2 separate regions of the Homo sapiens genome follow, and region 2 is linked to region 1. A link is a contact called in ENCODE Hi-C or POLR2A ChIA-PET data. All regions are on one chromosome and are shown on one strand. The core of a region is the stretch at or near the end of the contact, and the rest is flanking DNA. Distances in the headings are between cores, read along the strand shown.

Region 1 (5,694 bases), core at 1,720-4,219:
CTAAACACCTTCAAGAATGTGCCCGAAGACAGTCATGATGGTGAGAGAACTATTCTCTCACGTCTCCTTATTTTATCAGAGAATACAATCTTCCCCAGAGGCCTCCTTAGCAAACTCATTGGCTACAGCAGGATCAAGTGGCCATTACTTGCTTTAAGGGATGCTAGAAGAGTATCTGGTGAGAAGGGAGAGGGGATTGTGAATTAATACTGGGTAGCCAACCAAGAGTGTTGTCATAAACACTTTATAGCTTTCCATATACTGTCGCATTCATGATCTCATCTTGTGACTCAATGAGACTACTATCCAAACATACTGGAAACCCAAACCTGGAATAGGTGTTATAAGTGGCATCTGCTATGTGGGAACTTCTGGCTGTGAAGTAATTTAATGGTCCTTTAAAGGTACAAATTTAATGCAAAGGGGCTTAAATAAATTATAATGCATTTTGCTTACAAAGTGTGCATGGAAGAACATAAGGAGTAATTCAGAAGATATTATAGTTTAGTAAGATAATTAGAAAGAGAAATCAAGATATGTGGATTATAGCCTCAGCTTTGGGTAAGACACTGGAAGAATTTCGAGCCTCTGTTTTGTCAGCTGTAAAATTACATACTTGAACAAGATTAGATGATCTCTAAATTCCTTCTCAAAGATAAGAGGACCCATATAACCATGATGCTGGAAGTTGTGAGCTTAAAAAAAATTAAAATAACCTATTTCAATCTCTTTTTAACAATGAGATAACTTAGGGCTTGGGAAGATCACCATTTGTCTGAATTCACTTATTTAAGTTAGAAATTTGAGTCCCAGTATTATACTTTCACAAATAATTGATATTGCATCCTGAAAGATTTTTAAAAATTTGGCCTCTTCTGTCATTTTTTTTTTCATTTTAGGCAGAATCTCTGTGATAGCATTTACTCTGCTTAAGAGAGTGCAAATAATGAGATTTTTTTAAAAGTCATTTTTTAGCTGTAAATTTTTGGGCAAATTACTTCTTATCCTTGCGGTAAAATAATAATTATTCCTTCTTCATAATTTTTCTTTTCTTTTTTGAGGACTGGATAAGTAATCTATTAAGGGACCTTAATGTACTAACACACAGCAAGGAGTCAATCTGTAGTAACCATGATTATCATTAATATGTCTCCAGCCAGCACTTGCGCTTAAGCTTTCTCACACTTAAGAAAGTGTTTGAGAGCAATTTCCCCTGCAGGTTGTACGGAGGTGACTCCGATTCTCACTATTATTCTTTTGTCTTTTATGATCATATCTTCCACCATCATATTATATAGGTATGAAGGCTCTGTGTAATAACTAAGGGTGTGGTACCTAACTGGAAGTCAGACCAATCATTCTTATGCTGTCACTGAAACCAGTAACCGGTGATTTGTAAGAGAAGAGTTAAAACAACTTAAACTCAACAACAACACCAAAAACAAAAACACTTAAATTGGGGATTCTGAATATGGGATTCATGGATGGGCTTTAAGGGAATGGGAAACCACCTGATATTTCATTCAAATGATTGACATTTTGGCCCAGGTAATTTTGGGGACTGTCCTGTGCACTGTATTTAGCAGAATCTCGGGTCTTTACCAACTAGATGCCAGTAATACTCCCCATTCATGGGTTATGATAATCAAAATTATCTTCAGACCTTGCCAAATATCCCTTTCCTTCTTCAGAATCGCTGTGGTAAAGCTTTATATGTCCGCGCATTTTTTTTTCTGGAAGGCTTATCAGTTTCATCGTATTTTTTAAAAGACCTGTGACCTCAAAAGGCTTGGAATCAATCACTTAAGGTCTTTCAAAATAATAATAAAAGAACACATATCTCCAGCTGTCGTTGTGGGAAAAATGTACACCATCACGGCTAATTAAAATGGTGCAGTCTGAAAATCTGCTATGAAATATATACCTACCAATTTATTACTTTCAACTCCTCTAAAAAGACACCTCACAAAAACTATATCTGGGAAACTGTCTACTTCAAAAACTGCTGTTCCCAGATGGCATACTTCTTAAAATACTGTGTTCAGCAGAGACTCCCACAGTCATCTACTGAATCTAGCTCTAAACTTCTAAAGGGGTTAGTGCTAATGACAAGTGGAAAAAGTCCTCAAGTCCAGAGGGGAACTAAAAATCAGTTGTTTCTCAGAAAAGAAATCAAACGATGGAATAAATTGCAAAATTGATCAGGAGGCAGGATGGAGGAGAAGGGAGGGAGGAAGTGAAGGGAAAGGGAGGGAGGGAGGGAGAGAGAGACAGAGAAACAGCAAGAGAGAGAGAGAGAGACCTTTGAAAGAGTGTATCTCTTGGGAGAGGCTCGCTAGAGGTCCGCCCCTGCCTTCTCCCTGGCTCGTCTGGAAAGGCAGCTGCCCCCATGCCATACATGAGCCTTGGGCTGTCTGCTGTGCTTTAATTCCCACGTCCACAACCGCCTCATTCACCGCCTTCCAAAGTGACCACTTCTCAAAAGCCTCCTCAAATCTCAAAGGGGCCACTTTACCCACTCTTTAAGGCCCTCTTTCCCGTCTACGGCTTCTTTTAACGGCGGCAGGAAAACAGGAGCATAAACCCGAACAGTAAACCCAGAAAAGCCCCAACAGGCAAAGTGTGTCATCTTCCGTGGCTCCTCGGGGTCACCCAGGAAGACAAGCAACTTTCTCCCATACTTCTCGGTCTGTCTGCCTTCCCCACTCAGCTTTGAATGAGACGCAGGGAGAGGGGGCGCGAGGGGGCTCGGGGCTAGGGGAGGAGCCGCGAAAGCTGCCCCCGGGGGTGGGCCTGGACCCGCGCGGACAGCGGGGCACCCCCCCACTCCCTTCCCGGCGCTCCAGGAACGTCCCCGGTGCGTCCTGGGTCTGTCTGCGCGGAGTTCCCCGGGGCGCGAGGGGAGGGGACTGGAGAAAGAGGAGGGCCGGGCAGCGGAGGGGAGGAGGCGGTGCGTGCCTCGCCTGCCAAAGGGAGATCCGCTCCTCTGCGTGCGATCCCCGGCGCCCGCGCGCGCCCACAGCGCTCCGCCAGAGCTGCCGCCGCGGACTCGCCGGGAGTGGGGGTCTCCGCTGGTGCCAGCCCGCTTCTGGAGACCCTCCGCCTCCTGCCAACCCCTGCTCTTCCAGGTCGGGCCCCGGGGTTCTGCGGCTGTTAGGGACAGAGGCAAAGAAGGGCAGGACGGTCCGGTTTCCCGTGGATGTTCCCGCCCGAGAAAGACAGCAAGTTGTGTGTGCGCCCGGGACGCGGGAGGGAAGGTGGCCGCCGCCCGCCAGCCATGTAAGTAAATCACTCGGCTGCCCCGTGGGCGTGGGCTCCGCTGCTTTCTCCCGGGCTCCCTCTCTGCCCCGGAGCCGGAGTTGGGCTGCTCCCGGGCTCCGGACTTCCTGAGCTCGGCGGATCCGTCGGCTCTGCCTGCCAGCCGCGTCCGCTCTTGGCGTCTGCCTCCGGGGGGTGCTGCCTTCCCATCCTTATCCCCTCCCTTCGTCCAGAGCCGGCTGGAAAATGCCTCTTGCCCCCTTTTAGAATGGAGGGATCATTGTGTGTCTCCATGGGTGGAGTGGCTCGGTGAGGCAATGGCAGGGGGCTAAATATGGGCTTGTCTTGGCGAGGGCGCCTCACCGCAGTTGGAGATGGGGGCCCCCTGCCCGCAGGCCACCCCCTGCTGGTCTTCCCCAGCCTCGTGGCCCAGATAGATCAACTTCAGCCCTGACTGCAGTTGACAAGATTAGAAAAAAAAGTAGTAGCCGACCTCCCGTTTGAGTGACATCCAGAACTGAAAATGGGCGGTGGTTAGAGAAAAAAACGGGTAGGGGCGAGGTGAAGAAAGGGGGAAATTTGCTATGGACCCTGAAAGCTGGAGTTAGGGGTCCTGGGGGTGGAATTCTAGGGTGGATGGGCTCTGTGCTTCTGTATTCATTTCTTTATGGAAAGTGTGAGAAATGGTTAAGGAACTCTTTTTGAAAGGCTGGGGTGGAAGTAGATGCCCCTGGAACCATTTGGATGACTGGGGTTTGATGTAGCATACTGGGAAGTATGGATTGCTGTTCAAATTAGACAATCATTCAGTGGGAGAAATGATTGCAATAGAACTGTTGGAATCAATGAATCAAAACTGCAGACTCAAAATAAGTCATACACAGGCATTCTTTTACACTAGAAGATGTTAAGACTAAAGAAATTCTGAAATGCTGCTGAATGAGTACAAAGAGTGTCTGGTAATAGTTCTGTACTGTGGGTGCCTCCGCAGACCATAATGCTTGTTAAATTTATGGTACTCTGCAATTGTGAAAAATTATCCTAATTAGTTTGTTTGGCTCATGCAGAGAGTTAATGCACCCTTAAAGGGACATAGAAAAGTTGCAACAAACTATGAGCATGAACTTGCAAGCCAAAAAATGGAAATCATGGCATGGTTCATTTTATTTTAATTGTTTATTGCCCAGTGAAAGTGCTACATTACTTTTAATGTGAGTATATAATATATAGAATGAATTCATTGGCCTGTCAAATAAAAATCGGGCGTTTCTTTAAGTAAATAGCTGTCAGAGTTAATTTGGAAATATTTACGGAAGATAAAGACATGAAAAAGCTTTGAGCTGGTTTGACAAAAATCGAGTTATGAAGCTCATAGAGAGAATTAGTTCTTCCCACTTTTAAAGTGTTGAGGCAAGTCTCAATGTTTATTAATTGAAAATTGTAGACTAGCTGAAACAGTGTTATCACTTCTTTTAATGCCTTTAATTTTTAATGTTTCCTGTTGTTTTACCAGGGACCATCATCTTTAGTGCAGAGGATGGAAAGTTGATGCCCAGTAAGACTGAAGATCCATTCTGCATTACGGAACTGTGGATTATCTGTGGGTCCCTGGTGATTTCACACCTTCATTCACTCCTGCAGTCCCTGAACACTTACTTGGGGTCCTCATTGCCCTATCTGGTGAAAGATGGCATCCAGCCTGACTTGTACTGGAGTAATCTGGGCTTTGCTGTCTTTTCTTTGTGCTGCCACCTCCTGCGTGGGGTTCTTTATGCCTTACTGGCTCTGGGGATCACAGCTGGGCAAGCCTGTGTCCTTCGGTACCTTCCGGAGGTGCTCATATCCTGTGCATGATGAGAGTCGGCAGATGATGGTGATGGTGGAGGAATGTGGGCGCTATGCCTCCTTCCAGGGCATCCCCAGCGCAGAATGGAGGATCTGCACCATAGTGACCGGCCTGGGTTGTGGCCTCCTCCTCCTGGTGGCGCTCACTGCCCTCATGGGTTGCTGTGTTTCCGACCTCATCTCCAGGACAGTGGGAAGAGTGGCTGGAGGAATTCAGTTTCTTGGGGGTAAGTGACTTGCTGAGCTTGAGTTGTTTACTGGAATCCCAAAGCAGTATTAAAAGTTATGTTTCAGTTGTCTACTGAGATTATTATAAATGACACCTGGAATGCATAAGAGAAATAGATTTGGAATGGCTTTGATGATAGGTTGCCAAAGTCAAGATTATTGTCAGAATTGCTGCTTTACAACTTCAAGAGTTCTTAATTTCTGTACATATACATCACTGGCCTGCTAAGTGCCACCTATGTGAAACAGTAACATCTAGGTTGTTTGAGGTGTAGTAGGGGCGACAGTTTGGATTTTATAGCTTCTTGTTCGTTATGTTAAACAATAGACAATTAGATTATCTTTGTCTTCATGGAATCCTCG
Region 2 (5,400 bases), core at 2,081-4,580, 37 kb after region 1:
AGGGCTGACATGATCGCTGCCCTCACGGGTCTTATTCTGCTAGGATTTTCAATTTCCAAGCAGTAATGCAAACCAATATGGGAAATGGTTTTAAGCACCAATGAAAAGGGTTAACTGCTCAGGTTGAAGGATGGATGATTGAGGAGTGTGGGTGAAAGTTCAATAGAAATCCCTCTGTGTTTGTCGAATCCTGAACTCTAGGGTTGAGGTCACTGGATATGATCAACTCAAATTCTGGTCTGCTGCTGGAAAGCAAAGCAAGAGTCCATCTCTGGAGGTAGCACTGGCCTCCACCTAAACTGGACAGTGTGAACATTAGAGGATGTAGGGGTGAAAGGAGCCAGAGCCTGGAGCTTCTGAGATGGGCAGGAAGGAGTTTTTGAGTTATGCATCATGCAGAGAAAAAGTGAAATGTAAATACATATAAAAACAATTTCACAGTGCTTTCCAAGTTTAATTTCTAGAATGAATATTCTGCTTACAGAATTGAGAGAAAGCTAATTGAGAAATATGACTTTTGGAAATGATTTTATTTGGGTTAGGTTTTTTTATTTATATAGGCAGATATATATGGTGTTTTGCTCTGTTTACATAGCTTTATACCTTTTTATATACTAAATTGAAATGGATAGGTAGAAGCAATATTTTCAGAATTGGTCATTGTCCTGAATAAAATGAGCCACTGTGTTCTCTCAGGCACCATGCAAGCTCACCCAATATTCATATACCACAAAAGGGTGTTTTTCCTGCTTAAGTTTATATTCTATATCATATTCTGTTTTTTTTTTCTGGATATTTCCACTTTATATTGTTCTCTTTCAACATTTTGTAAGAAGTAGTATTTCCTATTCTCTGCTGTTACAAAGACTATGAAAATACATGCAACTCATTTAAAGAAACAGGTGGATGTCTGGAAGTTTTCTCTACCTAACACTTTCACATATAAAATTTATGATGTTTGGTTTCTATGGTATTTAACATTGGCAAGAAAAAATAACTCCCAATGAAGTAACTAAGACCACTTGTTCTAGTTCTTCCTGTAGTGGAAAGAGATAGAGAAGAGTGATAGTAACAAAGTATTCTCATTACTCTAGAACAGAGATTGGCAAACATTTTTCTGTAAAGGGCCAGATGGTATATACTTTTGGCTTCGTGGGCCATAGGGTCTCTGTTAAAACTGCTCAACTCTGTCTTTGGGGTGGGAAAGCAGCAGTAGACACTTTGTAAATGAATGGGAATGGCTGTGTTCCAATAAAACTTTATTTACAAAAATAGGCTGTGGGCAGCATTTAGCCTGTGTTCTGTAGTTTGCCCATCCCTGCTCTATAAAAAGAGTAGGAAACTATGCCCCAGGGCCAAATCCAGCCTGAAGCCTGTTTTTGTTTGGCCACAGAGCTAGGAATGGTTTATGTGTTTTCAAAGAGTTGTTAAAGGAGGAGAGGGAAGAGGAGAGGAAGGAAAAGGTAGAAGAGGAGAGGAAGGGAGAGAAATAGGAAGAGGAAGAAGAGGAAGAAAACCTTATGTGGCCCACAAAGCGTAAAAGTTGACCATTTGGACCTCTATGGAAAAAGTCTGTTAGATCTTGCTCTGAGAGATTGTTTACTTGTAACTTCCTTGATAATTTCAACTTACGGATTTGATTTTGTGCTCATTTTCTATTTTCCTATGCTTATAGTCTTCGTAATATGAAGCAAGTAAGTTTATTAGTCAGATAAAATACAGAATTTAAAATTTTGGTAATGTATTGGCTATCAGAAAAAATACTGATTGCTTTCTGTGTCACTTTATTCTTTTGAAATTTGAGATTTTATAAGAAATTTTGAAAATGTATATTATTCTCTTGTCTTGAAAATGTTTTTAAGTGGGAATATAAGAAACAAGGATGTGTTCCTGCTTAATTCTGTGCCTGAACTTTGGAGTCTTCTGATCTGTGTTTGGGACAGAGAATGCTCTAGCTATGCTAAAACCTTTTCAATAATTGTAACGTTGTTTGATGTTAGCAAAAAACAAAAACAAAAATGAAAAAAAAAAAAAAACCCTGGCTAACATTTATTCAGTGCTTAACTATGTGAAAGGCACCATGCTAAATGCTTTTAACATTATTTTCTCACTATTCTGGGAGGCATGTGTGATTATAAACCTGGTTTTAAGGCTGAAGAGATCAAGACACAGAGAAATTAAGTATTATTATTTGTCCAGGATTAACAGCCAGATAGTGGTAGAAATGGGGTTTAACCTAGGTTTTAGAGGAGTTCCGCCAAGTAGAGGTCACTTTCAATTTTCCTACAATGCCCTTTAAAGCAAATTTTTTTTTTTTTTTTTTTTTTTTTTTTTAGACAGGGTCTTGCTCTGTTGCCCAGGTTGGAATGCAGTAGTGCAATCTCAGCTCACTGCAGCCTGGACTTCCTGGGCTCAGGTGATCCTCTCACCTCAGCCTCCTGAGTACCTGGGACTACAGGTACACGCCACCATGCCCAGCTAATTTTTTGTAGAGACCGCGTCTCCCTGTGTTGCCTAGGCTCGTCTCAAACTCCTAGGCTCTAGTGATCCACCTGTCTCAGCCTCCCAGAGTGTTAGGATTACAGGTGAGAGCCACAGCGCCCAGCTGAACTCATCATTTATTACTTCGTCAATCTCAGTAACCTTTTGTAAGTGATGCCACAACGGACAATGTATACTGAGTCATTCAGACATGGTTTCTGCTTTCTAAGGATTTATTAATATTTCAAAATGATGCTTGATGCCTAGCAAGTAGAAAAATCCAGTTGCCTTATTAGAACTTAACAAAAATGAATGAGTTAGAAAATTAGCAGTCATGTATTCCTCTGTTCTGTACAGCTAAATACAATTTCCAACTTCTTAATGAGGGGCTGAGAGTTCTGTATGAAGACTTCTACCTCCTTTTTCTGTTTTTGTTCCAACAGGATAAAATCATGTGTTTGACATGTTGAACTTGAGAGGCACATACTTGCCATAATAAGTATACATGGTTTTTCAAGTTCCTAAAAGTCCTTTCTTCATTTGTTTGAGTCTATGTTTCAGATAGATCCTAGGGCATAATAATTTAAAAATCCAATTAAACCATAAAACAAAATGTCCTTACTGTTTTTCTGTTGATTTGGTCTCTTTTTATTTGGCAGCAAAGTTTCTTCCTGTTGTTATTTCTCATGTGACTCCCGTGAACTGGTGGGTCCTGGAATCCCCACGTACAGTGGGTTGGAACCCATTCTGCCTGGGAGCCCCAGTGTAGGTGGCTGAGGCAGTGAGTCAACAGCACTGGAATTTGCTTGCTTCAGAGTGATAATTCTCATGCAAATAGTTCTCAGTTTTTCAAAAGAAGGGCTTGTCAGCCTCATACTTTCAAAGTGACTCTGCCAGGAATTTACAGTTTTACGAGATTATACATAGAATGTTCTGTTATAATAATCAAATGTTCATTCAGAAATAACCCAATTAATGCAGACTGTACAACAGATCGCCACCATTTGCACCAAAATTCCATTCAAACTACAATTCCCTTCTCCACTGTTTCTTTGGTTCTTTCCTCCTCATTCAGCAGCTTGTTTTCTGCTGTCTGATAGTTATGCCAACATTCCATCTTATTTTAACAACTACACAAATATAAAAACCACAGCACCAAAATTGAAGTTGGAGCTTCATTTTGTACTATTTAAGAACTGTATTGTCGTATGTAATTTGCAGTAAACTTGAACACAAAATGAAATTTAAAAAACCTTTCTTTTTGCCTGTAATGTTTAGAAATGATGTTCTCTTTGAACTGTACTGGATTTTTTTTTTTAAGGGTACACTATCATTCTATGATGAAATATACTGTAATTCAACTAATTCAACTGCTTTTTCTCTGTTTTATCTTTCTTGGCTTATTGTCCTCCTGGATATAAGATGATATAGATGGCAAGCTTATTTCAGGACAGTTTGTTTTTTATTCTAAGCAAATGGTAGTTTTTAAACAACAATGGTCATTTTGATCTTTGGAGATCGGTCTTCCATTCTTAGAGCATTGGAATGTAGAAGAGATGTTTATGCCTTGGGATTGCCACTCATCCAGAGCCACTCCTCTGTGAGAATACAATCTTTGATTTGTTGCCCTTTATATTTACTTTACTTCTTATTGAACGATGTCCACTATACAATAGCAAGATATAATAAGGTATAGAGACAGAGTTTACAGAACCTTGCCCCATTAGCATTTTCAAATTTTGTCACATCAGAGTTAGTATACTGCTCCAATTTTCAGAAGAACATAGCTCATTGGCAGAAGGTGGAAGTAGTGTTCTTAACCCTTTTACATAAAAGGCTACTTAAATAAGCAAACTTAATTCTTCCATCAGCTTTTCTATTTTCTTAAGTGCAAACTGACTTTATTTACCCATGGTTAGATACTTTTGACTTACATATTTCCCAAAGGCAACCAAAATGGTATAATAGCGTAGTGCAATTTTATGGGAGTCTCTTTGGCACCATAGTAATTCTTTTTGATCTACAGTTCACCTCTGGGTATGGTGGCTACGGGTGGTGCATCACAAGCAGAGTCAAAGGCCATTTTTAATGCTCTTGGGTTTTGTACTGCATGGGCCATTTTTTGAAGTTTAGAAATATGAAGATGCACATATTTGTTGCTCTGGCCCAGTATTGATATCATAGGCCAGATGGGTTTGAGATAGAGAGCACATACATATTTAATGTTCATTTTTATTCTTTATTGCCTCTAGTGGAAGGACTCCAAAGAGGTCATCTCATTTAATCTTGGCAATAGATTTTACCATTTTTTAAATCAAATACTCCCCATTAAGCACTCTATATTTATAATTGTGTGTTAGGTGCTATATTCAGAGTGTACTAAACAGACTTTATTCCTGGCCTTGACAATTTGTCTGCGGATTTGGCCAAATCTGTGCTGTATTTCTTTTGAACAAAAATAAAATGCTCCAGAGGAAAACAGCTCCCAATCTCCTGGATTTAATGACTCTCGATGGTGGGAAGCCTTCCAGTGCAATGATAATAGCAGTCCATGTTTACTGAGTGTTCACCATGGGCTCAACGTGATACGGGGAGACTTACACCATTTTTATCACCTTTGGGGGATATACAACAAGTGTCTATTCTCTCACATAACCGCCCTAGGGGATAGTGTCTATTAGCCTCATTTTCAGGGGAAAAAGCCGAGGCTCTGAGAAGAAAAGGAACGTGCCATACCTCATTCTTAATTTTGTTTTCAGTCCCCTGAGTTAGCTGGTACACTTTATGACCTGAAAGCATGAATAGAATCTGTTACCCTGGCAGGAATAATAAAACACAGAGACATGACAATGGATTAATAAAGATCTGATGAGGAGCAAAAACCTCCCAATCACCCTAAGAAATGCTGCTCCCAGGGAA

The links. Hi-C counts contacts between places; a loop is a spot of excess contacts on that map. ChIA-PET counts read pairs that join two places held with the same protein, here RNA polymerase II (POLR2A). Pooled maps may share reads with other maps.
Region 2: a loop to region 1 is called in a map of PC-3, with 7 times the contacts of the local background. The contact joins the enhancer-like site here to the promoter of LHFPL6 in region 1. A Hi-C loop is called at or near these places in 8 of 168 maps with a recorded cell type or tissue (Caco-2, IMR-90, OCI-LY7 and 5 more), 1 of 37 single-sample maps with no recorded cell type and 7 of 50 pooled maps. POLR2A ChIA-PET finds 5 or more read pairs at or near these places in 2 of 52 experiments (GM12878 and OCI-LY7).

What each region holds. Positions count from the first base shown.
Region 1 is chr13:39,600,468-39,606,161 of GRCh38, reverse strand. LHFPL6 (LHFPL tetraspan subfamily member 6) reads left to right here and starts at 2,969. Exons shown (of 4, transcript NM_005780.3): 1 at 2,969-3,279; 2 at 4,772-5,330. The coding sequence starts at 4,946. LOC112268119 (protein SPT2 homolog) reads right to left here and starts at 4,838. Exons shown (of 4, transcript XM_035861111.2): 1 at 4,769-4,838; 2 at 3,622-3,712; 3 at 2,520-3,518. The coding sequence starts at 4,838. RefSeq lists a silencer at 2,775-3,074.
Region 2 is chr13:39,563,666-39,569,065 of GRCh38, reverse strand. All of the region lies in intron 2 of LHFPL6 (LHFPL tetraspan subfamily member 6), which reads left to right. Among named protein-coding and RNA genes, the nearest start is that of LHFPL6, 37 kb to the left of the region's middle. RefSeq lists enhancers at 2,830-4,029, 4,582-5,082, 5,083-5,400. Within about 2 kb of position 3,330, at least 10 of the 41 ENCODE cell types and tissues checked have a DNase peak (open chromatin) inside an H3K27ac peak, as active enhancers do; they include IMR-90, PC-3, endothelial cell of umbilical vein and 1 more, where a contact is called at or near this core.